Linked DNA regions of Homo sapiens: region 2 is linked to region 1. A link is a loop called in an ENCODE intact Hi-C map of the cell type or tissue named here. Cell type or tissue: mammary epithelial cell. All regions are shown on one strand. Each heading gives the region's core, and the rest is flanking DNA. Links, peaks and the distances in the headings are about the cores only.

Region 1 (15,361 bases), core at 2,356-10,355:
TAGGGGATTATGTCTTGTAATGTTCATAATGCCTAATAAACCCCTGTAAGTGGTTTACATGTTTCTTTTTACTTTCAAAAAGGTACTGTACCCCACGCTATAGTGAGTTTGAAGAGCTCGAGCGGAAATACTGGAAAAATCTTACATTCAATCCTCCAATCTATGGTGCAGATGTGAATGGTACCCTCTATGAAAAGGTGAGGCTCACTGGAAACCCTCTGTGCAGTGTTTTTGTAATTTTGTAATACCTTTTTTTCGGCCCGGCACGTAGTAGGCACCTAAAAGCTGTTTGGTGAATGGGTGGATGAACAGATGATCTACCCCCAGCTGATGTTGCTGTGCTGGCCTAATTGTGGGCCATTTTGCATGTGACTGAATTTTATTTCTCCTGCTTTACATGTGAATTGGATGATGTGGTGTTCTTTTCAAGGGTTGTTAGCATAGTCGGTGGGTGGTAGCTGATGAGTTCTTGAAAGGGTGGGTTGGCTCTCAGATAATGAAATGAGGCAGTGTGGTTTCTGCAGAAAAAAGATGACTGACTAATCTAATGAAAGGGGTATACATTTAAGAAGAGAAATACATTTAGATTTTTCAGAACCCTCAAACAAGATTCTGTGGCAAAAGCTATTTTAACCACTTTTATTGGCTTGAAATCCTGCCTTAAATATGGTGAAAGGGGAGAATATTTGGGAATATCTTCAGATGACTGAAAAACAGTAGGGCATTCAGGGATTATCACTCATAATTGTTTTCATATTTTAATTTTTTTTTTTTTTGAGACGGAGTTTCGCTTTTGTTGCCCGGGCTGGAGTGCAATGGCGCGATCTCAGCTTACCGCAACCTCCGCCTCCCGGGTTCAAGTGATTCTCCTGCCTCAGCCACCTGAGTAGCTGGGATTATAGGCATGCGCCACCATGCCCGGCTAATTTTGTATTTTTTAGTAGAGACGGGGTTTCTCCATGTTGCTCAGGCTGGTTTTAAACTCCCGACCTCAGGTGATCCACCTGCCTCAGCCTCCCAAAGTGCTAGAATTACAGGTGTGAGCCACTGCGCTTGGCCCATATTTTAATGTTTTTATCAATTATTGGAAGAGTTAAAAAAATGAATTCCAGGCCGGGTGTGGTGGCTCACATCTGTAATCCCAGCACTTTGGGAGGCTGAGGTGGATGGATCAGGAGGTCAGGAGATTGAGACCACTCTGGCTGACATGGTGAAACCCCGTCTCTACTAAAAATAAAAAAAAAGTAGCCTGCAGTAGCGGGCGCCTGTAGTCCCAGCTACTCTGGAGGCTGAGGCAGGAGAATGGTGTGAACCCGGCGGGAGGCAGAGCTTGCAGTGAGCCGAGATTGCACCACTGCACTCCAGCCTGGGTGACAGAGCAAGACTCTGTCTCAAAAAAAAAAAAAAAAAAAAAAAAAAAAAAAAGAATTCCAGTTTTGTTGATAGCAGTTTTTGGGGGTCAGGGAAAGTCAGTCTTGTAGGGATGAATGGCAGGAAGATGCTGTAAGGATCTGGGATGGAGAGCTACAAAAGTCAGGCATAATAATAATACAGGACCTAGTTATGGGAGATGGGCTCCCAGCTGGCCATTACAACTCGGGAAAAGGATATTCCACATTTTTTATGAAGACACTGCCTGGTGGAAATCAGGGCTAAAAAGCCACAACATTGCCATAGTTTTTTGTTCTTTTGTTTTTGAGACAGAGTCTCGCCCTGCCACCCAGGCTAGAGGTTAGTGGTATGATCATAGATTACTGTAACCTCAAACACCGGGGTCAAGGGATCCTCCTGCTTCACCCTCCCAAGTAGCTGAGACTGCAGGCACATGCCACTTCACCTGGCTACTTTTTTTAATTTGTAATTTTTTTGTAGAGACTGGGCCTTGCTTTGTTGCCCAGGATGGTCTTGAACTCCTGGGCTCAAGCAATCCTGCCTTGGCCTCCCAAAGTGTTGAGATTACAGGCGTGAGCCACCACACCTGGCCCACTGTCATAGTTCCCATGTTTTGCGATTTTTTTTTTTGTGGTCATAGAGTTTTTTTTCTATTTTGACCTAAATTTCTTTAGCATCAGTTCAAACTTTTCCTCTTGGGGTTTCAAACAGGTGACTCTTGGTCGGGCGCGGTGGCTCAGGCCTGTAATCCCAGCACTTTGGGAGGCCAAGGCGGGTGGATCACAAGGTCAGGAGTTGAAGACCAGCCTGGCCAAGATGGTGAAACCCCGGCTCTACTAAAAATAGAAAAATTAGTTGGGCATGGTGGTGGGTGCCTGTAATCCCAGGTGCGCGGGAGGCTGAAGCAGGGAATTGCTTGAGCCCGGGAGGCGGAGGTTGCAGTGAGCCAAGATCATGCCACTGCACTCCAGCCTGAGCAACAGAGCGAGACTCCGTCTCAAAAACAAACGAAAAAACAAACAGGTGACTGTCATCTCTTTATTCATCTTTCCTACACTAGTATTCACAAAGTAATATTTGCCCTTTGAAGGTAAATGGTGTCAGTTCCAGTGGTAGCCGTGAAAGTCAATGAGGAATGCTATGGTCTTCACGTCCATAGTGTTTTGACATTATTCCCAATGTTTGTCAGAGATGACAGCTTACTTGTGACCTACTCTGATTTGTAGGTTCAGAGCCTCGGTTTCTATGCAAATGTAACTTGCCCTGGACTGTCATTGCCTTTGCAGCATGTTGATGAGTGGAATATTGGCCGGCTGAGAACAATCCTGGACTTGGTGGAAAAGGAGAGTGGGATCACCATTGAGGGTGTGAACACCCCATACCTGTACTTTGGCATGTGGAAGACATCCTTTGCTTGGCACACTGAAGACATGGACCTCTACAGCATCAACTACCTGCACTTTGGAGAACCAAAGTCCTGGTACAGTCTGCCTGCAGTCGGCACCGGGCTTCTATGCTAGAGCACGGGCTCATGTTCATTGTGCGTGGGAAGCACCTCAGGATTGTGTTAAAGGGCAGACCCTGGTTCAGGCTTGGGGTGACATTCCATGTTTTAAACACACTTTCAAGTGCTAAGATGCTTGCTGTTGGAGCTCTGGTGCTCGGACCACCTTTTGAGTAGGGAGGCTTTAGAGAGCAGGGTGCTGGCAGTTACCCAAAGACACGGGGGCTCTTCCAGGCTATCCCACTGCTTTCTAATTTTTTTTCTGAACAGGCCTGAGGCATTTCTTAGCAGCAGACTTCCAAGACTAGAGTCACTCTCTCAGATGACAGAAAGCTTTCTTTTCGTCATGGAAAAAATACTAATACTTGGGGAGCAGCAGTGTGTGCTTAACACATAAGGGATTGCGAGGCTATTCAGCATGCTTCCTGTTCTCCAGAGTGTTATTCTTGTTGGTGAGACAAACATTGGTTCTCTCTCCTCTCTCTGTGCTGACCCATCTTTGAGTCTCAGCATTTTTTTTTTTCTATTTTGAGACAGGGTCTCACTCTGTCACCCAGGCTGGAGTGCAGTGGCACCATTATGGCTCACTGCAGCCTTGACCTCCTGGGCTCAAGTGATCCTTCTACTTCAGCCTCCCAGGTAGCTGGGTTTACAGGCGTGCACCACTATGCCCAGCTAATTTTTTTCCTTCTTTTTTTTTAGGGTAGAGATGGGGTCTCACTATGTTGCACAGGCTGGTCTCAAACTCCTGGGCTCAAGCAGTCCTCCTACTTCAGCCTTGCAAAGTGCTAGGATTACAGGCATGAGCCACTGTACCCGGCCCATCTCAGCATTTTAGTGAAGGTGCTGCAGATAACAGCAGTGAATAAGATGGATGAGATACCTACCCTCACACAGATAGGAGACTGGTCAGGAGGTAGAAAGTGTGAGAGAATGCTCATACGGTGTGGGGACAGCTCTGAAGGGGAAGAAGTGGGTGCTAAGGTCCACATAAGAAGGATAGATGGGATTAAAGAAGGCTTCTTTCAAAGAGGTGACAAGTGAGACCTAAAACATGAGAAGGACATAACCGGGTGGAGTGGTGGTGGGCTTAGCAGCTGGGAGATTGAGGGAAGTGTATCCAGGCAGTTGGAACCACAGACGCAGAGCTCCTGGATTAAGACAGCACATGAGGGCCAGGCGTGGTGGCTCACACCTGTAATCCCAGCACTTTGGGAAGCCGAGGTGGGTGGATCACCTGAAGTCAGGAGTTGGAGACCAGCCTGGCCAACATGGTGAAACCCGTCTCTACTAAAAACACAAAATTAGCCAGGCGTGGTGTGTTTAGGGAGCTAGGGGGAGTCTGCTGTAGTTTGGGTGCTGTGTAAAACGATGAGAAGTGAGTGATGAGGCCGGAGGGGACATCATGGGGCACATTATGGGGAGTCATGAAAACCATATCCACTTTCAGGTCTTTTTTCAGCATCTTCAGCCATGTTCTTTCTCAGGGGTTTTCCTTTCTTCTTTCAAGTGCTCTCCAGTTTCTAATCTTGGGGGAAAGAACCTTTTGAGCCTATGATTATCTCCTAACTACTGTCCTGTTTTTCCTTCCTCAGAAGGCTAGACTTGTAGGATGTGTAAATGTAGCTTTTGTGTCTTCACCATTGTTTACTCCAAAATTCACTGCTCCTGGATTTTTGAATTCTCTTATAAAAGAAGGTTTTCCAGTTATTATATACATTCTTAGGTCCTCTGAAGTGGGACCTCCAGAGCCTTCTGTATAGGGTTGCCTGATGGATCCCAGAGTCCTTTAGGTGACATTTTTGTCAACTCTTCTTCTCTGTTTTGTTTTATAATGAAGCTGTTTGCAGTGGGAGGATTTGTTGTTACTGTGGAATAATCTTCAGAAGAGATTAAAAAGGTTAAAACAGAGTTACTGTGAGTTTCAGAATATAAAGTTTAACAATTTTGCAAAAGTTTAATAGTCCTAGGTGTTCTTTTTTACTTTTCATTTTTTAGGAAGAGCAGTTTCTATGGTGTTTAGACACCCTACTGGGTAGAGAGGTAATTGATTGTTGGGTAATCAGTATATGTAGCTGTTGGGGAGATAAAGGGAAAGTGGGTTCATCAGCAGATACGGGGCTAGGTCTCTTAAGTGTCAGATCCATCTTTCACTTTGTTTTCCATCTTCCTCTTGCCTGCCCCCAGTTAGGCCTTTCAAGCATTTAAAAATACTGAGCATTTTTAAATACTGAGGTTATATAGTGACATCCTTCTTTTTTTTTCTTTTAAAAAATGTTATTATATGAACAACATTATAAAGGAGAGTAATATTATGTACCGTAAATCCTGGCTCATGGTGAACACTTAATAAACATCTTATTAAGTGAATGAATATAGAAGAAATAAATTCACTCACCTTCTTTATGGGCTCCTTACTCCTGTGCCCAAACAGTCTAATATTTCATTTTTTCAGATTCCTTTCTACTGCTTGGGAAGTTAAAAAAAAAATCTGCTATTTCAAGGTGTTTTGAGAGTGGGAATAAGTCCCTTAGCTTCTGTACCTGCCCTCCACCCAGCCTCTGATGCTCTCATGTGATTGCAGGTACTCTGTTCCACCTGAGCATGGAAAGCGGTTGGAACGCCTCGCCAAAGGTACTGTGTCTCTTCTGTTTGCTGGATTGGACCCTCCTATGAGCTGTGCTCCTTGCTCTGCACTAAAATGTGCGTTCCCCATGGTCAGATACTTGCAGGTCCTGTTGCAGGCCTGCAGACGGGGGTGAGCCACACTGGTTACCTTAAGAGGGCAGTGACGGAGCCTTTTCTTCCTTTGTCCTGACTGTCTGTGCCTCAGTTTTAATGAGCAGGGGTGTTTCTTTGACCAGCGATAATGAACCAGACCCAGTATGACTGGTGTTTCCACTAAAGACCCAAATGTTAAAGAAAAAATTGAACTTTATGCTTTGTTTCTTTTAAGTGGACTTAGATTTGTATGTCTGGAGAACATAGGAAAGCCTGGGTAGATGATACTACAGCTGCATTACTGAAAAAAGATCAGGGATACAAGTGACTGGAGAAAAGGTCCTAAATAGTTTCAAAGCTCTATAAGAACAGAGGCAGCTTGGGTGACCTTGGTTTCCCAAACAGGATTTCATTACCCACGTAATGCCCTACATGGGAGTGAGCCTAGAGGCTCATTGCAGAATCTTAGAATTGGTGCGGAGCTATAAGGATCCTCAGAGGTCACATTGGTGATGCATCCTCTTTATCATTCCGATGAGAAGCACAGGTGTGAAGTGACTCCAGGATTGCGGAGCTAGTGTGGAGCACTGTGTTAACCTGTACCCTTTCAATTAAATAGGCTTTTTCCCAGGAAGTGCTCAAAGCTGTGAGGCATTTCTCCGCCACAAGATGACCCTGATTTCCCCGTTAATGCTGAAGAAATATGGAATTCCCTTTGACAAGGTGAGCTGATGTTACATGCCAAAGTTCTCAGGCACCACCCTTTCTGGCCTTTGTTTTACAGTTTTATTCTAGTTCATCACTATACCAAGAGGGGGCCAAAGCTTAAATAAACTATGTAACAACACTTTGATCTAAGAGCATTAAAGGTGGGGCCACTGTAGCTTCCTGGTGCCAGAGGAGAGTCAGATCCCCTAGAACAGTGTTCATTTGGAGGAATGGTTAATTATAGTCATGTCATCTGATATGTCTGGGCTTTGCATTTTATAGAAGACAGCAAGGACCCCAGGGGTTTTATGACTTACCCTTTGTTACTCAGCTAAGTTGTGGTGGAGCTCAGAATTCCAGTTCTGTGGACTTCTGCCATTTGAAGCAGCTGCTTCAAGTCTGCTCTTGTTCAGGTGACTCAAGAGGCTGGAGAGTTTATGATCACTTTCCCTTATGGTTACCATGCCGGCTTTAACCATGGTTTTAACTGTGCGGAGTCTACCAATTTTGCTACCCGTCGGTGGATTGAGTACGGCAAGCAAGCTGTGCTGGTAAGTCTGCTTGATTTCTTTCTATAACACCATGACAAAAATGAGCAAATTCTGGTTAGATACGTTGGCTGGTGATTAGAGTATTTCTTTGAGCTGCTGGAATTCAGAAACAAGCAGCTAGCAATGTGTCAGAGTACTAACATTTTGTGTTCATAAGGAATTTTTAAAAATGTGTTCAGAATTGGGAAGTATAAAATGAGGTTCTTAAGTCCATTAGGCATTAAAACCACATCCACACACGTTAATACTCTTGTTTATCCATTCCGAGATTTCTCTGTTGAAATTTTTAGGGGTTTCCTTTACTCTAGGGAAGCAGCAGGGTCGGGCCTTTGACTGATAGTAGTAGACTTGCTTGTGTGTTCCTGGCTTGGACAGGGAACAAGGGCAGGTGGCTCACCGTCCTGGGGGCCTAAGTGCAGAGCCTAACCACCCTCTGTGACCCCGAGTTAGTGCCCAGGTAGATTTGCCCCAGTAGCATGTGCTCTCTGCCTTTTTTTCCCTGCTTCCCTTCATGTTTGAAGGTCCTGCAAGGATAACATGCCCTCAGCCTGTGAACCAAAACAATCTGGTTATAAACCATCTTGCACTTGTTTCCATGTGGAGGGAGGAGCTAGGACGTGGGGGTGAGTTGGAAGCAGCAAGGTATGCTCACCTGGTGCTCTTCTGGTTCCTGCTGACAGTGCTCCTGTAGAAAGGACATGGTGAAGATCTCCATGGATGTGTTTGTGAGAAAGTTCCAGCCAGAAAGGTACAAACTTTGGAAAGCTGGGAAGGACAACACAGTTATTGACCATACTCTGCCCACGCCAGAAGCAGCTGAGTTTCTTAAGGAGAGTGAACTGCCTCCAAGAGCTGGCAACGAGGAGGAGTGCCCAGAGGAGGACATGGAAGGGGTGGAGGATGGAGAGGAAGGAGACCTGAAGACAAGGTAACCCAGCAGCCCTTTTGTCCTGGCTGCGTGAGGGAGGGATGTCTGGGTAGGTCCTGTAATCTGTGGAGAGGCTGTTTCTTGTTTTTTTTGTTTTGTTTTGTTTTTGTTTTTGTTTTTGTTTTTGATGGAGTCTCGCTCTGTCGCCCAGGCTGGAGTGCAGTGGTGCGATCTCGGCTCACTGCAAGCCCCGCCTCCCGGGTTCAGGCCATTCTTCTGCCTCAGCCTCCCGAGTAGCTGGGACTACAGGCACCTACAGCCACGCCTGGCTAATTTTTTGTATTTTTAGTAGAGACAGGGTTTCACTGTGTTAGCCAGGACGGTCTCGATCTCCTGACCTCGTGATCCGCCCACCTCGGCCTCCCAAAGTGCTGGGATTACAGGTGTGAGCCACCGCGCCCGGCCGAGGCTGTTTCTAAGATGCCGTTTGTGCCTTGGCTAAGGGAGTGTTCTTGGTAAAGGCTCCAGAAACCTGAGAGCCAGAGCATTCAGGCACTTTCTGAATGAGAGACCTGTAGTGGGCGTGTAGTCTGCTGGAGCAAGGCGTCAGTTATATGAGGGTCGGGGGCATTTATGTGCGAAGGTCGGGCTCCCTCTGAGCCAGAAAAGTCATGTTTTCTCATCATATCAGAGAGTCTTTTAAAAAGAAGTGTAGTGAGGATGAGACTCAAGGGCATTGGTAATGTCGTGATTTAAGTCTGCAGTGCTATTGGTGGCTGAGCCAGGGGATCTGTGCTCTGAGGAGAATTTATCCTGGGCCATATGGGAAAGAAAGGAGGAACCGTTCCTTGGTACCTGCTATATGCCAGGCACTTTGCCAGCTACTCTGCATACCTTTTCTTAATCCTCACAACAAATCTGTTAGGTGGGTGGTAATACCTGTATTTTCCAGATGATTGAACAAGGTCAGAGAGGTGAAGTCCCTTGTCTCAAGTCACAAATAAGAGGTGTCCCTGAGTTTTGAGCCAGGCCTGACAGGCTCTGGCCATTCACTTTGGGTTGTGTGTGGATGTGTATGAATGTGTTTGAGTAAGTGGATGTATATGTGGGCTCTTAAAAGATTTGCCCTCTCCCTTGCAGCCTGGCCAAGCACCGAATAGGGACAAAGAGGCACCGAGTTTGTCTTGAAATACCACAGGAGGTGAGTCAGAGTGAGCTCTTCCCCAAGGAGGATCTGAGTTCTGAGCAGTATGAGATGACGGAGTGCCCGGCAGCCCTCGCCCCTGTGAGGCCCACCCATAGCTCTGTGCGGCAAGTTGAGGATGGTCTTACCTTCCCAGGTTAGTTGACTATGGTGTATTTTCCACAACCCTAACTCATATATGTGTCCCGTGTTAGATGCCATATTGAGTGCTGGGTCAGAAATAAAAAAGGCAGAGTGACAGGTCCGTGAGCAGATAGCATACTTGGAGTGTGAGAAGTGCTTTGGGTAGGGATGTACAGGGAGGACTGGACACGTAGGGAAAAGCTCCTCCCTCTGCCTGGTCAGGGGTCAGGGAAACACTGGAGGTTTTGGTGAAGGTGACTCTTACAAGGTAAGTAGGACCTTCCCAGGCGGACAGAGAGAGAGGAGGGATGTAGAAAGGGAGTCCCAGATGGGAGGAGCAGGGCACAGGCATGGAGATGGGAATTTTTTTTTTTTTTTTTGAAATGGAGTCTTGCTCTGTCATGCAGGCTGGAGTGCAGGGGCGCAATCTTGGCTCACTGCAACTTCTGCCTCCTGGGTTCAAGCGATTCTCCTGCCTCAGCCTTCCAACTAGCTAGGACTACAGGTGCCTGCCACCATGCCTGGCTAATTTTTTTTTGTATTTTTAGTAGCGATGGGGTTTCACCGTGTTGGCCAGGCTGATCTTGAACTCCTGACCTCAGGTGATCCGCCTGCCTCGGCCTCCCAAAATGCCAAGTGGGATTACAGGCGTGAGCCACTGTTCCCAGCAGAGATGGGAAATATTAATAGCATGGTCCACTTGGGGGAACTGGTGGGGAGTTTCCCTCAATTGAATATTAGGGTGGAAGGCAGCTGTGTGACCAGAAGGTGACGCTGGAGAAATAGGAGATGATGTAGGGCTGTCTGCCATTTTCATTTGCTCACTTGGAAGCTTAAGAAGCCATTTATATTTTAAGAGAGGGAGTGGTGTGATCAGTGCTGTTTAGCAGTCACTTGGAAGGTCATTGAGGCTAGATTTGTTAGAGAAAGGCTTGTATCTGTCTTGGGTCAGGTATGACCCAAAGATGTGGTCTGCCGACAGCCAGGCAGCACTGTGGACTGACACCCTGGGCTGGGCTGGCTTCTCTTCAGCAGATTTTCTTTCCCTTTTTTCTCTTCAAATTTATTTATTTATATTGACAGATAAAATCGTGCATATTTGTCTTGTACAACATAATTTTTTTGTTTGTTTTAGAAACGGGGTCTTACTGTGTTGCCCAAGCCTTTGTGAACACAGCTCACTGCAGCCTCAACTTTCTGGGCTCAAGCAATCCTCTTGCCTCAGCCTCTCAAGTAGGTGGGACTACAGGCATACACCACGCCTGGCTAATTTTTTTTTTTTTTTTTTTTTTTTTGAGACGGAGTCTCACTCTGTCTCCCAGGCTGGAGTGCAAAGGCATGATCTTGGCTCACTGCAACCTCCGCCTCCCGGGTTCAAGTGATTCTCCTACCTCAGCCTCCCAAGTAGCTGGGACTACAGATGCTTGCTACCACGCTGGCTGATTTTTGTATTTTTAGTAGAGACGGGGTTTCACTCTGTTAGCCAGGATGGTCTCGATCTCCTGACATCGTGATCCGCCCACCTCAGCCTCCCAAAGTGCTGGGATTACAGCAGTGAGCCACCATGCCTGGCCCATGCCTGGCTAATTTTTAAATTCTGTAGAGACAGAGTCTGACTTTGTTGCCCAGGCTGGTCTTGAACTCCTGGGCTCCAGCAATCCTCCCATCTTGGCCTCCCAAAGTGCTGGGATTACAGTTTTGAACTACTGCTCCTGGTCCAACATGATTTGTGAAGTATATATAAGTTGTGGAATGGGTAAATCTAGCTGTTTAAAATACATATTCACATAGTGGTCATTTTTGCAGTGAGAACATTTAACATCCACCCTCTTAATATTTTTCAAGATCTTTAGATTTTCTAGCATGGGCTAGGTAGCCAGGTCTCTGCTGAGCTCAGACTTGCATTACCTGCAGGAGACTTTGGAGGAAATGGCAGCTGCCCCTTACTGAGTGTCTGCTGAGTGCCAGGCGGTGCTCAGGAGTCTTATTTATGAGCCCTGTAGATCTGTAGTAGCATCTTCTCATTACAGAGGAAGAAGCTGGAGGCCAGGAGGCTGAGCAAATAGCCCTGGCTCACAGTGCCCCTCAGTGACAGAGCCAGGATTGGAAGCCAGGTCCCATTCCCCGCCCATGTTCCTTGTGCTTTGCCCTCTGCCTTTCATCAGGTTCACATGTGCAGGAGGAACTTGGCTCTGTCTAATGTGTATGTGTGTTTCAGATTATTCTGACTCCACTGAAGTCAAATTTGAAGAGCTTAAAAATGTCAAACTAGAAGAGGAGGATGAGGAGGAAGAACAAGCAGCAGCTGCCTTGGATCTTTCTGTGAATCCTGCGTCTGTAGGGGGACGCCTTGTCTTCTCAGGCTCCAAAAAGAAATCATCTTCTAGCCTGGGCTCTGGCTCTTCACGGGATTCTATCTCTTCTGATTCAGAAACTAGTGAGCCTCTCTCCTGCCGAGCCCAAGGGCAAACGGGAGTTCTCACTGTGCACAGTTATGCCAAAGGGGATGGCAGGGTCACTGTGGGAGAGCCATGCACGAGGAAGAAAGGAAGCGCCGCTAGAAGTTTCAGTGAGCGGGAGCTGGCAGAGGTATGGGCTCCAGGCAGTGGTGTGGGGTGGGGAGCTGCCCTGGAGGACACCCTGTCGGGAGGGGATCTGTGTGGGGGAGGGAGGTGGATCTGTGTGATGGAGGTGCTGCAGGAGGGCAGGAGAGACCCTCAGTCAGTGCCTCTAGCCAGCAGTGGTTGTGTCAAACAAAAGCCTGGGGTGGCATTCACTCTCCCAGCTTGTTCTTTGCTGGGAGTTGCTTTTCTGTTATCCCTGTGGCTACTGATTCCAAGAATTGCATCAATGCAGCCTGAGTCACAGCAGCAGATCCTCCTCAGCCCACTTGGATCACAATGCCTTTTTTTTTTTTCTTGAGATAGAGTCTCTGCTCTGTTGCCTAGCTAGAGTGCAGTGGCATGATCTTGGCTCACTGCAACCTCTGCCTTCCAGGTTCAAGCAGTTCTCCTGCCTCAGCCTCTCGAGTAGCTGGTATTACAGGTGTGTGCCACCACACCCAGCTAATTTTTGTATTTTTAGTAGAGACAGGGTTTCACCATGTTGGCCAGGCTGGTCTGGAACTCCTGACCTCGTGATCTGCCCACCTCAGCCTCCCAAAGTGGTGGGATTACAGGCGTGAGCCACTGTGGCTGGCCTTTTGTTTTTTTTTCTTTTTTTTTTTGAGACGGGGTCTCGCTCTGTTGCCCAGGCTGGAGTGCAGTGGCACGATCTTGGCTCACTGCAAGCTCCGCCTCCTGGGTTCACACCATTCTCCTGCCTCAGCCTCCCGAGTAGCTGGGACTACAGGCGCCCACCACCACGCCCAGCTAATTTTTTGTATTTTTAGTAGAGACTGGGTTTCACCGTGTTAGCCAGGATGGTCTCGATTTCCTGACCTTGTGATCCGCCTGCCTTGGCCTCCCAAAGTACTGGGATTACAGGCGTGAACCACCGTGGCTGGCCTTTTCAACTGGGGTAGGCAGGAACTCTTCCTCTGATCCTCATTGCCTTAGCGGCACCAGGGTTAGAATGGCTGCTGTTGGAGCCCACGTGTTTGGAGGTTTGGGATCAGATGAGATGACCTTTCTTACCTTGAAATTCAAGGGTTTTTTTCTTACACCTCTTGACTGCCCTGTAGACTCCCAGTATGACATTGATAGAGCATCCTTTTGGAGACCAAGATGCATTCCCAAAGCTATAAACACGAACATGTGTGTTCAGGCTTCCTCCTTAAATACATGTTGTCACCAAAAGCTGATTCCTGCTTTTGTGCAAAATGGCTCTTGGTGGGTCTGCCACTCTGAGTGATCAGTCATGTCAGATGCCACTGGACCCCCACTACCCAAGTGACTTTCCCTGACTCCCCAGCCTTGGAGCTTATGTGGGTCAAGCTGCAGTCTTTGGTGAGGGGTGGGAGATAGAAGAAGCCAGTGCAGAAGGTCCTCTTTATTCCCTATTCCCTTACCTTTAGTTTTTAAAAATGTATCTTAAAAATCTTCACTATGGAAAATTTCTGACGTACGTACAAAATACCATCACGAGCCCCCGCGTGTACTCATCATATATATGATTAACATTTGGCACATTTGCTTTCTGTTTTCTTTGGCTGCAGTACTTGACACTCAGTCATATTCACATTTCCCTAGTGTTGCCAATAGTCCCTTTTTATGGTAGGTTTGTCTCCTTGTTGTTGATACTCATAACTTTTCTCGGTGCCTTCTCTGAATCTCAGGGTACGGTTTTGGTAGACTTCTTTTTACCTTGTGAATGTTCCTCTTTCCATCCCACTGTGGTTGCAGGCTAATGAGCTAATAACTACTGTGTTTCCTTCTCATTGCCTCTGATTGCAGTTCTCTGTGCCTTCTTATGGCAGCTTCCATAAAGGAGGGCTTTTTCAGCCTGGAAACCAGAGTCTCTTTAACTCCCAGTTGCCACCTAGCAATTCTTCCTTCGCAGAGGCCCCGGGCCATTTCATCCATCCTACTGTTGACTACTGTTCACTACAGTTCATGCTGTCCTCTTGCTGAGTCTTCCTGACATTCTTGTTTCTAGTTGCAATCACAATCACAAAAAGCAGCTAAGAAGTAGCAAGAGCTCACTGTATATTAAATACTTTGTTTATCTTTTTTGAGACAGGGTCTTGCTCTGTTGCCCAGGGTAGAGTGCAGTGGCACAGTCTTGGCTCACTGCAACTTCTGCCTTCTGGGTTCAACCCATCCTCCCCACCTCAGCCTCCCAAGTAGCTGGGACTACAGGTGCACACCACCACTCTTGGCCAATTTTTGTATTTTTCGTAGAGATGGGGTTTCAACATGTTGCCCAGACTGGTCTCGAAATCCTGGGTTCAAGTGATCCTCCTCCCTTGATCTCCCAAAGTGCCGTGATTTCAGGTGTGAGCCACTGTGTGCCCCACCGCCCCCCAGCTGTTAAATACTTTATATGCATTGTTCAGTCTTTGTATTACTGCTTAATTAATCTTATTACAGAGTCAAGTTTTTGTGGGAATTTTTTGGGGTGGGAGGTGCAGGAAGCCAATAAATAACACCTGTCCTTTTTCCTCTCAATTCGGAACTATTTAATTGATGATACAAGAGTCAGGCATATGGAGCTCAGAATGTCGCTTTATTTACAAGTTAAAATGATTGAAGAAAGTGACTTTTAACCTGTGACTAAATGGCCCTGCTACTTTTTTTTTTTTTGTGGGGGGACTGAGTCTCGCTCTGTTGCCCAGGCTGGAGTGCAGTGGTGTAATCTTGGCTCACTGCAACCTCCACCTCCTGGGTTCAAGTGATTCTCGTGCCCCAGCCTCCCGAGTAGCTGGGATTACAGGCATGCACCACCACTCCTGGTTAATTTTTGTATTTTTTTTAGTAGAGATGGGGTTTCACCATGTTGGCCAGGCTGGTCTGTAACTCCTGAGTGCCCGCCTCAGCCTCCCAAAGTGCTGAGATTACAGGTGTGAGCCATCGCGCCTGGCCTACTCATTTACTCTTGATGTCTCCAGGCCCCTCTAGAGGCAAAGCATTTCCATGGAAGCACTCAGCTTCCATGTGGTGTGGATGTAGGCCAGAATGCACTCCCTCTCCAAAAGACAGATCCTAGTGAAGTGAAGCACAGCTTTCAAGGGGGTGGGGAGAAGAAAAGCCAGGACTCCTTCCGTGTGGAAGTGTGCTAGGGGAAGGGGTCTTCTCTCTGACATGTCTCTCTTTTTCAGTCCTCTGCTCAAAAACCCTTGAGTGTCTTCTTGGTTCCTTTTTATTTCGGTATGTACTTTTCAGGCCGAGCCTGATGATAATACCCTAATAAATAACCCTCTCTGCTCCATCGCCAACCATCCCTCCACCTCCAACATGTGCTGGCTTGTTTGTTTGAACTACTTAAAAGTCTCTAAAACTGTCTTGGCTGCCCTGCCACTTCCCTCTACTTTCTAATCATTTATGGCATGCCTACTCTAGGCCAGGACTGTGCCTTCAAGGAGCTCACAGTCTAGGATAGATAGGTAAGAGCAAATCATTCCAGTACTTAATGATACGTGTTGTGGTACAAGTGGGAGAGTTAGCAGCTCAGCCTGGGGTTGCAGTGTAGAGTTCTGGACTGCCTGAGAGAAGGAAACAGTTTAGGCCTGAGGTTAGAAGAATGCCAGGTGGACAGAATGAAATCGAAGAGAATCTGGGAGAGGAGGGTGTTCTAAATGCTCATGATAACTCATGCCAGGGTCAAAGCACTTGGGGATCTGCAGTGGTTTA
Region 2 (15,361 bases), core at 4,864-12,863, 370 kb after region 1:
TGCAGGTCTGCTCTGGACCAGACCTGTGCTAGGCACCAAGAACTCAAAGGTATCTGCACTCCTGCAGCTTACAGACTAAGGGGCAAGAGTTAAACCAATGACTAAAATTTAAAGAATTACAAACTGAGACCAGGAGTGGTGGCTCACGCCTGTAATCCTAGCACTTTGGGAGGCCAAGGCAGGCAAATCACCTGAGGTCAGGAGTTCGAGACCAGCCTGGCTAACATGGTGAAGGCCCGTCTCTACTAAAAACACAAAATTAGCTGGGCGTGGTGGTAGGCGCCTGTAATCCCAACTACTTGGGAGGCTGAGGCAGGAGAATCACTTGAATCCAGGAGGCAGAGGTTGCAGTGAGCCGAGGTCACGCCATTGCACCCCAGCCTGGGCAAAAAGAGTGAAACTCTTATCTCAAAAAATAAAAAATAAAGAACTGCCTACTGAGATAAAGGGTGTAAAAGACAAAGATTGTGTTATGAGACTCTACAATAGGGGGGCCTGGCCTTGTGTAAGACTAGGGGAGGGCTTCCCTGATGAAGTGATGTTTAAGGGTCTAAAGAAGTTAATTAGGCAAAGTGGCAATAATGAGGAAGAGAAGAGGAAGAGAGAGTCAAGCAAATGGAACAATATGTGGAAAGGCTCTGAGGCTGGAGCTCAGACAGTCAGGGGGAAATGGTCAAAGATTAAAGTGGACAGAGAGGCCTGGCCAGGGCCTTTGGGGTCTGGATTTTGGTCTTCATCTTGAGGGCAAGGGTGCCTATTGAAAGCTTTTAAGCAGAAGATCAACTTCAAGGAGGAGCCATTGGTGGAATGTGCATCTTGAAACCATCCCCCTAGATACAGTGTGGAGAAAGGACTGGAGGGAGGCTGAAGTTGAAGAGAGGAAGTCAATTAGAAATGGGCCAGGCCAGGCTGGGCGCGGTGGCTCACACCTGTAATCCCAGCACTTTGGGAGGCCGAGGTGGGTGGATCACCTGAGGTCAGGAGTCCGAGACCAGCCTGACCGACATGGAGAAACCCTGTCTCTACTAAAAATACGAAATTAGCTGGGCGTGGTGGCAGGCACCTGTAATCCCAGCTGCTCAGGAGGCTGAGTCATGAGAATTGCTTGAACTTGGGAGACAGAGGTTGCAGTGAGTCAAGATTGTGCCATTGCACTATTGCCTGGGCAACAAGAGCAAAACTCCGTCAAAAGAAAAAGAAAAAGAAAAAAGAAAGAGAGAGAGAGAAAGAAAGAAAGGAAGGAAGGAAAGAAGGAAGGAAGGAAGGAAGGAGCCAGGCCAAAAATGAAGGGGCTCAGGTTAGGAAGGTGACAATAGGGTGAGGAGAGGTGCACAGATTTCAGAGAAATATAAAAGGCAACATGGCGAGACTTGGTGATGAATCGGACTGGGTAGGGGGAGGGATAAGAAGGAGTCTCTGGTTTCTGCTGGTGCAGTGGGAGGAAACCGGTGCCCGACCCAGAGGACGAATGCTGGTGAGGCTGCAGGTTTGGTGCGGGGACAGGAGGGCTGGCTTGGACAAGCTGGTCTGAGCTGCTTGTGAGCCAGATGTTGAGACATCAGCCACAGAACCCTGGCCCACCTTGACAGTCTCACCGCTGAGTATCAGACAGGACTGTCAGGTCAATCAGTTTTAACGGTCCATCTTGGCCAAGCCCTGGAGTCCTCACGGGGGATGGAAAGGTGACAGGCTCTTTTCCTAGCTTGAAGGACCGCACAGTTTAGTAGACAGAGGAAGAAGCATAATTTCCATTCACTGTGTTGGAGGAAGTGGAGGAGCTGTGGGAGCAGGAAACAGCCCTTAGTTCTACCTGGGAGCCCAGGTCAGCAGCCTGCGGCCATCTGCCGCCACGTGAGACTACCCAGCACTTGCAGAGGGCTCCTGCTTCATGCCTTTGCCCCGGCACCCGTTCCATGTTTTTTGAGCACCCTTGTCTCCACTTCCACCTGTATGTATCCTACCCATCCTCAAAACCTATCCCAATGCTATTATCTTCATGAAGCCTTCCTAGGTCCTCCCCGTTGCTGTCAGCCTTCCTACTGTACCCCCACGCTTGCCACACGTAGCAATTGAGGCATGCTTCCTTGTGCCCAAGTCTGGCTCCCCACTAGATGGAGAGTTCTACCAGGGCAGAGGCGTGATTCTTCTGTGTCCCCAGAGCCGGGAACTGAGCAGGTACAGCCGCAGTCGCCGCATAGGCCAAGTAAAGGGGGCGTTTTCTCTGCGGTCCTTGGAAACACTTGGGCATGCTCAGTGTCGCCCATTAGTCCCTAGAACCAGTCCCCTCACCCACTACTCTCCAACCTTCTGATGCTCCCTCACTTTGGCAGTCTTTAACCTTTCAGGTTTTTCTCTTTCCCCACTCCTCGCCCTGCAGCCTTTATTTCCCAACGGCCGCACCCTCACGCTCCTTTCAGCGGAGAAATAGACCGCGCTTTGTGCGGAAGCTGTCAGCGAGCAAGCGTCCCGTCTCCTTTAAGAGTGATCCGCGAGGGGGTGTGGCTTGCGGAGAGCAGGCCCGAAAGGGGGTGCGGCTCCTTTAAGTATCCGCCGGCCCGAGGCGCGGAGGCCTCCGGCCGGCGGGCAGGGGCGCGGTCGGTCTGGGAGCAGCGGCACCGCCCGCAGCGTCCCGGTTCCTCGAAGTGGGGCGCGTCCGCTTTAATCGGGGAGAGAGATGTGGGGGCACGGGCGTTACATCAGCCGCCACGTGTGGGCCTAAGCTGGCGTGGAGGCGGCGGCCCCGCCCCCGGCCCCTGCGGTGGAAAAGTACCGGGGCGCCGAGGTCCCCGCCCCACGGCCCCGCCCCCGGGCCGGCACCGGCCCCTCCCGGCCCTCCGGGCAAGCCCCACTCTCCCGCCCGGCCCGGCCCCGCCGCCTGCTCGAGATCTGCAGTGGCTGCCGGGTGCGGAGCGCCGGCCGGGGGTGGGCTCTCCAGGGCTGCTAGGCCCCTGCCCTCACCTGCGGCCGCCCGGCCCCGCCCTAGGTGTGCCGGTAATGAGGGTTGGGGTGGGGAGGGCACGGATTCTTCCCAGGGTAGCAACCCCCAGAGAACTCCCGGCTCGCTCGCAGTCCCTTCCCAAAGCCGCGGCCAGAGCGCGGACAAAGAGAGGCTGAGTGCGCCAGGACTCTCCCGCGCGGCTTCCCGGGTCCCGCGGGCGCACGGGCACTGGAACCGGCACCGGGAGGGCAGATAGGGAGGCAGGCCGGCTGGAGGGGCCAGATAGGCAGCCAGGCTGGCGGGCGCTGAGAGGCGATGGAGCGAGCGGGAGCCCGCACGCTGGGTGCAGGCACGGCCGACTGTCGACCCCTGCAGGCCCCCAGAGCGCAGAACCACTGGCTCCTCGGACGGACAGTGCCACGCTCTGGCTCCGGCGCTACCCGCACAGCCTGCGCCCGCCGCCCCCGATCGAACCGGCGTCTGGCGCCCCCCCGCCACCCCACGCAGGAGCTCCCCCCACTTCCCTCTCCCTCCCGCTTCAGCTCCTTGGTGACAGCGGTGACACCCAGACGCGCGCACCTACCCCGATCTTTGCGGCGAGACAGACATCCCGGTGCGTGCACCCACACTCTTACCCACAGATGCCCGCATACATGCGCGATCACACACACACACACACACACACACACACACGCACACGCTGGTCCTGGGGCTCAGCCCCGCGGAGCCGCCGAACACTCAGACCGACGGCAGGACAGACGGAGGCGCGGGCCCCAGCGTCCCTTCCCCCAGCCCCCTTACCATGCTGCAGCCCCCGGCCCAGGCGTGCTGGGTCCGCACCGCGGTGCGCCCAGGTGGCTTTCTTAAAGGGAAAGTTGCATCAGCCTCCCGAGGCTCTGTGCCGCGCCGAGTTCGCCCGCCCCGCCGCGCCGCTCGCAGCTCTTCCACAGCCTGTTGTGTTTTGGTTTCGGGGAGGCGGGGGCTAAGAGTTTGGTGAAAGTTTGAAGAGTGGAGAAGGCTTGGGAGATCTAGCCAAGTCCCTCCCCTACCCGAACGGCTCCCCTGGCCGTCCTCCCCTCTCCATCCCATCCCCTCCTCCCGTGCCGACTTCTCAGGCTCCTCCTCCCAGGGAATAAAATTACAAGTCTCTCCAGCTTTCAGATGATTGATCCCCACGAACCCCTGGGAGTGAGCGCCACAAAGGAGTCCCCTTCTCCGCCCCTGCCTCGCTGCCCTCCAGCTGGGGCCCTTGAGCAAGCAGATGTGGGCCCCTTCGGGCTAGGCTGGAATGAAGCCAGAAGGCCTGGGGCACTATGGGGGGCTGAGGCTGGAGTTAGCCCTCCAGGCCCCTGGCCTTCTGCGCCTGCGTTTCCCCTAGAGAGAAGTCAGAGCAAATTCCATTCCCTTTGGAGCAGAGCCGCTAGAGACTGTGGGCATTGCTGGGTAAGGCCTAGGTCCTACTCCTTGGAACTGGAGGGCTCGGGGTAGCCCTTTCTCAAATTTCCCTCCTGGACCACCGGCTTGGTCAGCTCTACTTTTGAGGTGGTGTTACAGGGGCTGCAGACACCAACCTGGGATCCCTCCTCCTTCCATGGTGAGACAGACCTGGGTTACAATCTCAGCTAAAAAAGAGTCTTTGCCAAAAGGAGCATGGTGAGCCTCGGTTTCCTCCTCTGTGAAACAGAGAGAAGGGGCTAAGGAAATGCATGTGTGTGTATATAAAGCCCATTGCTCCAGGCTGCCTCTGGGGAGTGGTGGCTGGCATTTGGAATGAGCCTCCCACATTTGCATACCTTGTGAGAGCCACCACCTTTCATGGAGAGTGGCCAGTTAGTTCTGTCAGAGGAACTGGTTTTTGCCCCAACCTGAGTAGGGCATCTGCTCAGGGAAGGGGCCCAGCCCACAGAGGCAATTTCTACTTTGGACCCTGAGTCCTCACCATTTTCTGGCCAGGAAACAGTTTAATTTTTTTCCTTGGGACAGTCAGCCTCCAAGAAGCGAGTGCACACATGCCAAACTCACGTGAAACCAATTGTTGAGTGAGATTCCAGTTTATTAATTTATCAGAGGCACTGAACAAGATAACAGGCATCAAGCCCAGGCATTCCCTGAAATGCGAGCTCTCTCAGGCCACACGCGGTCCATTCCACAAACCTTCCTCAGAGCCAAAGTACAAAGACAGCTCTCTGTTGTCTCCTATTCACATTGGACTCCTGATCAGATCTGGGAAGACACCTTAGTCTTATCAGCGAGATTATTTTCACTTTTACTTTGTCCCCAAACCTAGTAGGTATAGCATGTTTGGGATTTTTAGTCTCCTACAAGCCAAGTGCAGGTGTTTCTTGCGTGAGTTGTGTGCACACACACCTGGATCTAGGCAACCTGTTGTGTCTGTGCCCCCAGACACCTGAGCCCCGATTGTGTATTTGTGTAGGTACATCTGTGGAAGACTGATTGTGTGCACTGCAGCAGGTCTGTGTAGTTATGTGTGTGCTCAATTCCTGGGACTGGGCAGATGGGGTCCAAGCCCTCTATATCTCTCCTGCCAGGACGTAACTTCCTCCATAAGTTTTTTTTAGGATCTTCCTCCTTGCCTCCTCGCTGGGGCTCATCAAAAGGGATACCACCCCAGGGAAGGCAGATGGAGGATGTCGAAGAGGCCCCCAAGTAGAGGAAGGCGGACAAGGAAGAGTATGAAGGGGAAAAGGCCTCCCTCCTTCTCCCTTCCAGCAGTAGGCTGGGGTGGGGACAGGCCTAGAAGAGGGCACTGAGCGCTAAGAACACTCAGTGAAGATTCCGAGAGTTTTCATGGCTCAGGGAATCCATATGAAGGGAGGCAGGTGTAGGGTGCTGCAAGCCAGACTTCCAGGATGCCCTCAGGCCTAGGGGCTTGGGGCCTGGGCTGTTAGAAGAGAGGAGGATGGGTGCTCAGGGGCCAGCCCTCTGAGGCTCCGTCAGAAAGAGGAAGGCTTGGGGACTAACCTAGGGACAGGGACGTGGGGTGAAGAGAAAATTTTCCTTGGAGTGTTTAGGGAGATTGGGGATGTTGGCCAGAGGGCTTTATTAGACTAACACTGGCATAGCTCAAAGTCTATTTGTATACATAGAAACAGATTCATGGATATGTGTGTTTTACCCACCTTGAACCAGAAAGAGCTTCAGGAAACCACACAGCTGTGTCCTGAGGAGACACTTGTGAGAAAGATTCTGGTTTGAAAAGTCATCTTCCTGAGACAGGGACTAGAGAGGCTGTTTTTTTCCAATCAGAATGAGGCCCAAAGGAGGCAGGTTTGGGCCCAGCCCGGGTGGGAGCTGGGATAGCCTCCGTCCCTGGCTGTGAGCCCCTGGCTCTGAGCAGCTGGCCTGCAGGGTGGGAAGGGCATGGCCAGCCTGGGCCACTGTGGGGCGGGCAGGGGGATCAGGACTGAGGACAGACTGGGGCAGGGGAGGGGATGGGGGACGGACGGGGTCAGACATTTTGACGGGCCTGCTTCTTCCTGGGGCAGGGCAGCAGTTGGGCTGGGGCCCACCCACCACCCACTGCAGGCTGAAATGTGGCTCAGGAGCCTCCAGTTACTGCAGCCAGTGGAGCTATTTCCTGGGAGGGCTGCATCCAGCGTCAGAGCCCCCAGGGCTGGCTGGTTTCCTCGAGTGGTGTCATCAGCCTGCAGGATCAAGGCCTCTGTTTCGAGATGCACATAGTCAGCTTAGGTGTGTGTCTAGTAGGAATATGAATAATGCCAGACTTGGGCCACTTCTGGTGGTCACTGCAGGAGCTGGCAGCACTGGGCACCTTGATGGAGTGGTGCTGGGGGCCTGCTGAGAAGGTGGGGGAGGGTGGACATTGCCTGTAGTTGAAGCCAGGCCTGGCCAGGGGTCTCCACCTCCTTAGAACCCCAGCCTCAGTAGCCAGGAAGCATTACTGGGAGGTGCCTGCCTGGGCTCTGCTCTCAGATTCTTCCTTTCTTGAACCTGGAGCCCAGTGGTCAGTGCCTGGCACCTCCACTGCCCTGTCCCAATGCAGAGGAGCAGGTTAGATTGGTTTCAGACCTGAGAGCTGTCTCTGGGGCTCCAGGTACCCCTTAGGCCATCCTGTTGTGGTTTCTCTACCCCTGAAACCCCGCCACCCCAGCCCTGCCACCCCAGCCTTGGGGCAGCATAAGCCAATCATGGGGTTCAGAACAGGGGTTCCGGGCTGGACCTCAGTGGCTCCAGGTAAAATCAGGCATATAGACAGGAAGTATTGACTTTGGCGTTGTCCAAGGGGCAGCCCCAATCTCCAGAGCTTTCAACACCCAGACTCCTCAATCGCTTTGAGCTCCCAAAGTCCTGAATTCCCAATGTCAAGGGTGCCAGAGCACCCAACACTGTAGAGGACCCAAAACCCAGAGCCCCCAGTGCCAAATTCCAGGGGGCCTGGGGTACCCAACATCCAGAGCACCCAATGTTCATAACATTCCATTTTCAGAGTGCCAGTGTTCCAATTCACTGCACCTGGAGGGAGGGAGTGGGGTCCCTGCATAACCAGGGTCCCTACATAACCGAGGTCCCTTCAGTGACCTATTATCTGAGGAGTGGCCATGACTGAAGTTGGGGCTGGGGTGGTGCTGGCAGTTGTAGTTCTTCCTCGATGCTCCCATCCTGGGTCTGGAGAGGTCGAGCAGGCTTGCAGGTGGGATGGCGTTCCCTCTGGCCTCAGCCCAGCCTGGTCACAGGCCCTGTGGCACTGAATGTCCATTTATTCACTCACCAAATATTAGTGCGCATCTGCCATGTGCTGGGAATTGAGCTCCTCTCTGGGAGTACAACCGTGAGAGAGAAGGGGTTCCTGTTCTCCCAGATGGGACAGGTGACATTGTGCCTGTGCTGGTATGTCCGTGTGGTTCAGCCATCTGTGGCCCACGTGTAGCTGTGGGCATGGCTATGAGAATGAATGGCTGTGAGTGTGATGGTGTTGGCGTGAGGCTGTGCCTGCAGCCCACATCAGCAAGTTAATGTGTGTGACTATTATGGTGGGTCTGGCTGTGTCCGTCTGTCTGGCCATCCTAATAATCTCTCTTTGCCTCACTGCTATTTCAAGGATTGGAAGTAAGGCCCCCCTTCCCCTCAGACCCGAGGTACTGAGGGTCAGGCCTCACTGTAGGGAGGAACAGGCTGGTTCCTGAGCTAGAGACTGACCCCAGAGCTGCCCTGCTGCAGGGCTAAAGATTTCTCCTACTGCTCCTGCCCCTGCTGGACCCAGAGCCTCTTTGGATTGGGAAGACAGGAAGAGGGGTGGCTATAAGCCGAGCAGTCGACACCAAAAATAGCCATCTGCCCTGGGGAGGATCCTCTGGCACCACTCTCTCCTCCAGTCCAGCCCAACCCGGCCCACTGACTTGGAGCCTCAGTAGGGCTCCTGTCTGACTCCACTTCCCCAACTCTTATCTGAGTAACCCTCTCAGACTCAAAGGAGGGACACAGCAATGATGTCACTACAAATTATGGCATCATAAAGAGCTCTGGCAGCATCACAAGGAGTGACCCCAGACCGCGGGCGGGGCTCCATCTGCTGGTAGCTCCCCAGCAGGGATGGCAGGGCTGGATAAGCCCTGCGTGGGGCCCTGCCTTATCTGTCCCCCACACATATGTGATAAGCCTCTTACCATGGGCTGGCCCAGGGAGCAGGTGGGGAGCAGGCCGGAAGAGGGGAAAGGCCAGCTGGGGCTGGCTGAACTCCAGGGAAGAAAGCCAGGGTCAGGGAGTCCTGGCAGAACCCCAGCAAGGGGAGATGCAGGGTCACTGTTGGGGGCAGTGTGGAGCTGTGGTTAGGGCCATGGATTCTGAAGCCAGGCTGCCTGCATTTGTATTCCAGGTCTCCACTTAATGGCTATGTAAGCAGACCTCAGCTTCCTCAATATTCCTCACCAGGAATACTATTAATATTAGCAGTGACTATCAACCACGGTATTGTTGTGGGGATTAAAGGATTTAATGTGTGTGAAATCGGCACAGAAGAGGGCCTGGCTCACAGAAAGCCCTCATCCATCCTCCTTCCTAGATCTGATCTTCCCTGGGAGCTGCCCACCATACCCAACAGCCCACTTGTGTGGCCGGGGCCTAGGTGGGGTTCCCAAAAGCTGCCCAGCCCCACACACATCCCACACCTACCCTGTCTGTAATCACCCTGAAACTCCCCAGGAATCCTGGCCTTTTCAGCATATTTTCTTCCAGCAATCTCCCCAGACACATTGTGGCCCTGGTGCCCTCTGGTGACAAAAGCCATACATGGCAGTTACAGCTGCATCCCCAGCACACATTGGGCCAGACAAGGTGCTGCCCCTTGTCTGATTATTTTGTGTCATCACATCAAGTTTTCAAAGTAGGAATTTTCTGTGTTTTCTAGAATGAGAGCTCAGGCAGGTTAACTAATTTGCTGCAGGTTATAGAACTAATAAGTGGTAGAACGTGAACTTGGATTCAGGTTGGCCTGTGTCCAAAACGTGAACTTGAATTCAGGTTGGCCTGTGTCCAAAAGCTATTATTTCACCCCATGCACAATATACTAGGGGGGATGTGCTGGCATGGCCACGGGGCCCAGTAGATGTTTTACATTATGAGCCATTCTCCTAGTTTGAGTATATCTATAGTTGAGTGTATGGCCATTGAGATTCTCCATCTGTGAATATAGAGCAGTGTGACCTGGTTTTGAGCACAATAAGGTTGGGTGTTGGCTTTTTTGTGGCTCTGTTGTGGCTGTATGATTGGATTGTGTGAGTGCAACCATGGCTGGGCTTGTTGTGAGAGATTAGCCATGGTGTGTGGGGCTGGCCTGACTCTGTGTGTGTGTGTGTGTGTGTGTGTGTGTGTGTCGGTATGACTGTATTGTGGAGGGGTGTATAGCCAGTGGGATTGTGTGGGGAAAGGTGACGAAGGGCCCTGAGTTCCCAGCGCCACTTGCCTTTTTGGTCCCAGGCCTGCATCTGCTCACCATGACTGCATGATGGATGGCTTCACATGCCAAACACGCTCCCAGGGGCCTACTCGGGTTCTCCTTCCCCCAACCCCCCTTTTATTTTTCGAGGAAGTAAAGCAAATAGTACCACAGATGGAGTTGGTCTTCCTTTTTTCCATGGGATATTTGTGAAAGCATTTTACATGCCTTTGAGTGATATCGAAAAAGAAGTGTCATTTTTAAAAAGTCAATGTGACTATTCTAATTAATTTGAACATCAGTTCTCAGGGTGTTGATTGCAGATCCCTGGGAATCTTTAAGACTCTTACAGGGAATACACAAGGCAAAAGCTATTTTCCTAACAATACTAAATTGTTATTTGCCACTTTCAATTTATCGATATTTGCACATGATGTAAGAGCAACGGTGGGTGAAACTGTTGGCACCTAAGCATGAATCAAGGCATGGCACCCAACTGTACCAGTAATCTTTGTATTCTTCTCCACCATGGTGCATGACTAGTAACAATAGGAGGGAAAAAAGGGCCAGTTTTGCCTTATTTATTTATTTATTTATTTTTATTTTTGGGATGGAGTCTCACTTCATCACCCAGGCTTGAGTGCAGTGACACGATCTAAGCTCACTGCAACCTCCACTTCCCGGGTTCATGTGATTCTCCTGCCTCAGCCTCCCAAGTAGCTGAGATTACAGGGGCACACCACCACGCCTGGCTAATTTTTGTATTTTTAGTAGAGACAGGATTTCACTCTGTTGGCCAGGCTGGTCTTGAACTCCTGACTTCAAGTGATCCACCCACCTGGAACTCCCAAAGTGCTGGGATTACAGGAGTGAGCTACCATGCCCAGCCTCAATTTTGCTTTAAAAGTCCTTGGTGAAGCAGTACAATTATTATTATTATTATTTTTTTAAAGGCATCTGTTTTTTGTTTGTTTGTTTTATACTTTAAGTTCTAGGGTACATGTGCACAACATGCAGGTTTGTTACATAGGTATACATGTACCATGTTTGTTTGCTGCACCCATTAACTCGTCATTTACATTGAGTATTTCTTCTAATGCAATCCCTCCTCCAGTTTCCCACCCCACGACAGGCCCCAGTGTGTGATGTTCCCCTCCCTGTGTCCAAGTGTTCTCATTGTTCAGTTCCCACCTATGAGTGAGAACATGCAGTGTTTGGTTTTCTGTCCTTGTGAAGCAGTAAAATTATTGTTTTGTGGTTTCATGTATCAGTAGTTATTTTATTTTTATTATGGATTGGTATTTCATCATACAGATAGATAATTTGCTTAAATATTTACATGTTGATGGACATTTAGGCTGTTTTCCGTTTCTTGGTATTATGAATAAAATTGGTATGCACATTCATGTGCAGATCTCTGTGTGGACGCATATTGTCATCTCTCTTGAATTAATACTTTGGAGTGGGATTGTTGGAGCATATGACAGGTACTTTTATAAGAAATTTCCAGTTTCCCAAAGTGGCTGTACTATTTTGCATTCTGATCAGCAATTTTGAGACTTCTAGTTGCTCTACATTCTCACCAACATTTGGCATTATCAACCTTTTAAACTTTAGCAATGGTAATAAGTGTACTGTGGTATCTTATTGTGGTTTTAATATGCAATTTCCTGATGATTAATGATTTGAGCATCTTTTCATGGACTTTTTGCCATTCATGTATCTTCCCTAGTGAAGTATTCATTCAAATCTTTTGACTGTTTTTTTTTTTAATTAAAATTCTTTTTGAGACAGGGTCTCACTCTGTCCTTTAGGATGGAGTGCAGTGGCATGAGGCTCACTGCAGCCTTGACCTCCTGGGTTCAAGCCATCCTCCCACCTTAGCCTCCTGAGTAGTTGGGACTACAGGCCTACACCACCATGCCTGGCTAATTTGTTTATTTTTTATAGAGACAAGGTCTCACTATGTTATCCAGGCAGGTCTTGAACTCCTGGGCTCAAGCGATCCTCCCACCTCCCAAAGTGCTGGGATTGTAGGCATGAATCACCACGACTGGCCTTTTTGACCATTTTAAAAATGAGTTTGCATTATTGTCACTGAGTTGTAAGAGCACAAATATTTTCACAGTCTGTTTCTTATCTTTTCATTTTCTTAACAGTGCCTTTCAAAGAATAGAAGTTTTTCATTTTGATGAAAATCAATTATTTTTTCTTTTATAGTTTGTACATTTTGAGTCCTATCTAAGAAAATATTTACCCAACTCAGGGCCCTCAAAGATTCACTCTATGTTTTTGTCTAGAAGTTTTATAACTGTAGCTATTACTTTAGTTCTATGATCCATTTTGCTTTATTAAATTGTGCAAAGGAAGGAGTTGAGCTTTGTTTGTCTTTGTGTCTGTTTTGATTATGGATTTCCAATTGTTCCAGCACTATTTGTTGAAAATACTGTCCTTTTTCTATTGAATTAACTTGCGATCTTTGTCAACAGTCAATGGATCATGAAGATGGAGGTGGTGGCTCATGCCTGTTAATCCCCACACTATGAGAGGCTGAGGCAGGAGGATCACTTGGGGCCAGTAGTTTGAGACCAGCCTGGGCAACATGGCAAGACTCCATCTCTACAAAAAAATGCAAAAAGAAATCAGTGGACCATGTATGTACACATCTATTTTGGATTCATGCCTGTAAGATACTGAGCGTCGACCAGGCGCAGTGGCTCACAACTGTAATCCCAGCACTTTGGGAGGCTGAGATGGGTGGATCACCTGAGCTCGGGAGTTCGAGACCAGCCTGAACAACATGGAGAAACCCCATCTCTACTAAAAATACAAAATTAGCTGGGCATGGTGGCGCATGCCTGTAATCCCAGCTACTCGGGAGGCTGAGGCAGGAGAATCGCTTGAACCTGGGAGGCAGGAATTGCAGTGAGCTGAGATTGAGCCATTGCACTCCAACCTGGACAACAAGAGTGAAACTCCGTCTCAAAAAAAATAAAATAAATAAAAGATACTGAGCATCTTTTGATCTATATGTCTTTATGCCAATACTACACTGTACTGATTATTTTATATTGTCTAAAAGAAGCAGTAACATTATTAACTTTATTGTCTTAACCCTTGAATATATGTCTTTGAAATATTTTGTGTGACAAAATGGGAAGTATGCTTATCTCAAGGAAAAGCACTTACGCAATTGAATTGTGAACTGAATGCACCAAACACCAGTTTTACTTAAAAGAACAAATGACAAACTATAGTTATCAGACTTGGGTCTTTGGCATACTTTTTCTCAAAGGTGAATCAAGTGAGCCTATCAATTCAAGGGAAAAAAAATTAGTGTTTGTTGCCAGTGAAAAAATTAGCGTCTTCAAGTGAAAATTAGGATTTGAAAAACTTATATCTACTTACAGTGAGTTTGAAAGCTTTCAATTCTAATGAGACCAGTGATAGCATTAATGAGTGTGCTCTTTAAAAAATATTGTATAATGAAATGTGTCAACATTTGGGAGATCTGCATAACTCAGTGAACCAATATTTTCCAAATGACCAATACATGATGTTACAAAATCATGCATGAGTAAAAGAGCTATTCAAAGTGCAAGACAGACCAGTGGAGTGTAACGTTAACAGAGTATGAAACGTTCACGTAGTAACTAACTTTTAAGAAACTACCACCTCGAGTTTTGGTATGGAAGAAAGAAGAATTTACTGAAAAGGCTATTAAAATACTTCTCTCTTTCCCAACTACATACTTTATGAAGCTCAGTTTTCATCACATATTTTAACCAAAGCAACCCATTGCAACAGATTGAATGCAGAAGCAGCTGAGAATCTAGCTGTCTTCTACAAGCCAGACAGTAAAGAGATTTGCAAAAGTGTAAAACGATGCCACTGTTCTCACTAACATTTTTGTTTTAGAAAATATACAGCTCTCTGGCTGGGCGTAGTGTCTCACGCCTGTAATCCCAGCACTTTGGGAGGTAGAGACGGGTGGATCACCTGAGATCAGGAGTTCTAGACCAGCCTGGCCAACATGGTGAAACCCCGTCTCTACTAAAAATGCAAAAATTAGCCAGGCATGGTGGCGGGCACCTGTCATCCCAGCTACTCAGGAGGCTGAGACAGGAGAATCACTTGAACCCAGGAGGTGGAAGTTGCAGTGAGCCGAGATCATGCCATTGCACTCCAGCCTGGGTGACAAGAGCAAAACTGGGTCTCAAAAAAAAGAAAATATACAGCTGTCTTTCATAGATATAAGTATATTTTCAGTGAAAATATAACAAAAGTATTGTTATTTTGAATTAATATATGTTTTAACTTTCAGTTTTAATTTTGAATACATTGAAGATCATGAGATAAAACCACTTAAAAACTCTTTAGGTTCTTAATTTTTTAATTAAGAACCCAATTTTTTAAATTAAGAACCTCAATTTTTTTGAGACTCTGTCTCAAAAAAAAAAAAAAAACCTGAAATTTTTTGCCCTAAACCTTTGTTCATATGAATGTACTATTAAAGAATAAGTTTATTTTACCGCTACATTCTAGTGCATATGAGCTACTGATTTTTAGCATGTTCCCAACGTGGTTGGCAGCATCTCTCTCCCTCGTGGAAGGTGCGTGTTGTCACCTTCTGCCCACACGGCCCCTGGTTTTCTCCCTCGATGGGGGAGAAAAATGGATCCCTTCGTAGTTACTGCCTCCAGGACGTGTGACACCAGCTGGCCCGCCATGGGTTTGAAGCAATTTCTGGTGATCTTGCTTAATTCTCTCTCTTCCATTTCCAAGCACACTATTTATTTATTTATTTATTTAGAGATGGTCTCGCTCTGTCACCCAGGCTGGAGTGCAGTGGTGTGATCACAGCTCACTGCTGCCTCGACCACCCAGACTCAAGTGATCCTCCCACCTCAGCCTCCTGAGTAGCACGTGCCACCATGACTGGCAGGTGCTAAAAACGAACTGTTTTTTGTTTTATTTTGGAGAGACAGGGGTCTCACTGTGTTGCCCAGGCTGGTCTCGAACTCCTAGACTCAAGTGATCCACCCACCTTGGCCTCCCAAAGTACTGGGATTATAGGTGTGAGCCACTGTGCCTGGTCCTCTAAGAACATTTGTAAAAATGCTATTATTTTTGCACACTTTCTGTGTTAAGAACTTTACATTCATTTTCTCATTTAATCCTCACAATGACCCTGTGAGCTAGATACTGTTATTATTCCCATTTTATAGATAAGAAAACCCAACCTCAGAGAGATTAGGGGAAACCTGTGGGAATGTAACCGATTTTAAATCCTCTTTAATGTATAGATAAAAATTAAAGGTGAGCTTAAATCCCTTTAAATTTATACATTTAAAAAATTGTTCATCTAAAGTTTAGTACTTTAACAATTGTTCTTAGTAACAAATTACCACTAAAGGGTTAGTAACAAATTACCACACCAGCACAGATCCCCCACCCTTAAAACTGAGCCCCAGCTGAGCCCTCACATTGGGCCCTTACCCTTGAGTCCC

The links. Peaks named below come from ENCODE experiments on the same cell type or tissue, not always from the same donor. Only the 100,000 strongest peaks of a DNase experiment are listed, where the experiment ranks them.
Region 2: a loop joins it to region 1, with 2.5 times the contacts of the local background. A loop is called at or near these places in 6 of 110 quality-filtered maps.

Annotation. Positions count from the first base shown.
Region 1 is chr1:43,660,216-43,675,576 of GRCh38, forward strand. It overlaps KDM4A (lysine demethylase 4A), which reads left to right. Exons shown (of 22, transcript NM_014663.3): 4 at 83-197; 5 at 2,679-2,872; 6 at 5,481-5,530; 7 at 6,237-6,340; 8 at 6,739-6,876; 9 at 7,557-7,804; 10 at 8,885-9,084; 11 at 11,290-11,660. LOC124904165 (a long non-coding RNA gene) reads right to left here and starts at 7,617. Exons shown (of 3, transcript XR_007066050.1): 1 at 7,529-7,617; 2 at 6,643-6,897; 3 at 3,415-4,776. RefSeq lists enhancers at 1-243, 244-919, 4,026-4,105, 4,396-4,455, 6,097-7,296 and a silencer at 243-537. In mammary epithelial cell, for the core only: no CTCF peak of the experiment used is centred there; DNase peaks (open chromatin) are centred at 6,686 and 8,916; H3K27ac peaks cover 2,100 bases.
Region 2 is chr1:44,027,567-44,042,927 of GRCh38, forward strand. LOC107984948 (a long non-coding RNA gene) reads left to right here and starts at 2,848. Exons shown (of 2, transcript XR_007066054.1): 1 at 2,848-2,983; 2 at 12,341-12,870. LOC124904168 (a long non-coding RNA gene) reads right to left here and starts at 8,208. Exons shown (of 4, transcript XR_007066055.1): 1 at 8,117-8,208; 2 at 7,689-7,859; 3 at 6,079-6,754; 4 at 4,977-5,161. It overlaps SLC6A9 (solute carrier family 6 member 9), which reads right to left and starts at 3,896. Exons shown (of 14, transcript NM_001024845.3): 1 at 3,740-3,896. RefSeq lists enhancers at 1,271-1,830, 1,831-2,388, 3,030-3,626, 7,145-10,099, 8,483-8,627, silencers at 2,498-3,047, 3,368-3,437, 14,496-14,669 and a cis regulatory region at 8,546-8,563. In mammary epithelial cell, for the core only: a CTCF peak has its summit at 9,197 (motif pointing left); DNase peaks (open chromatin) are centred at 9,185 and 11,535; H3K27ac peaks cover 411 bases.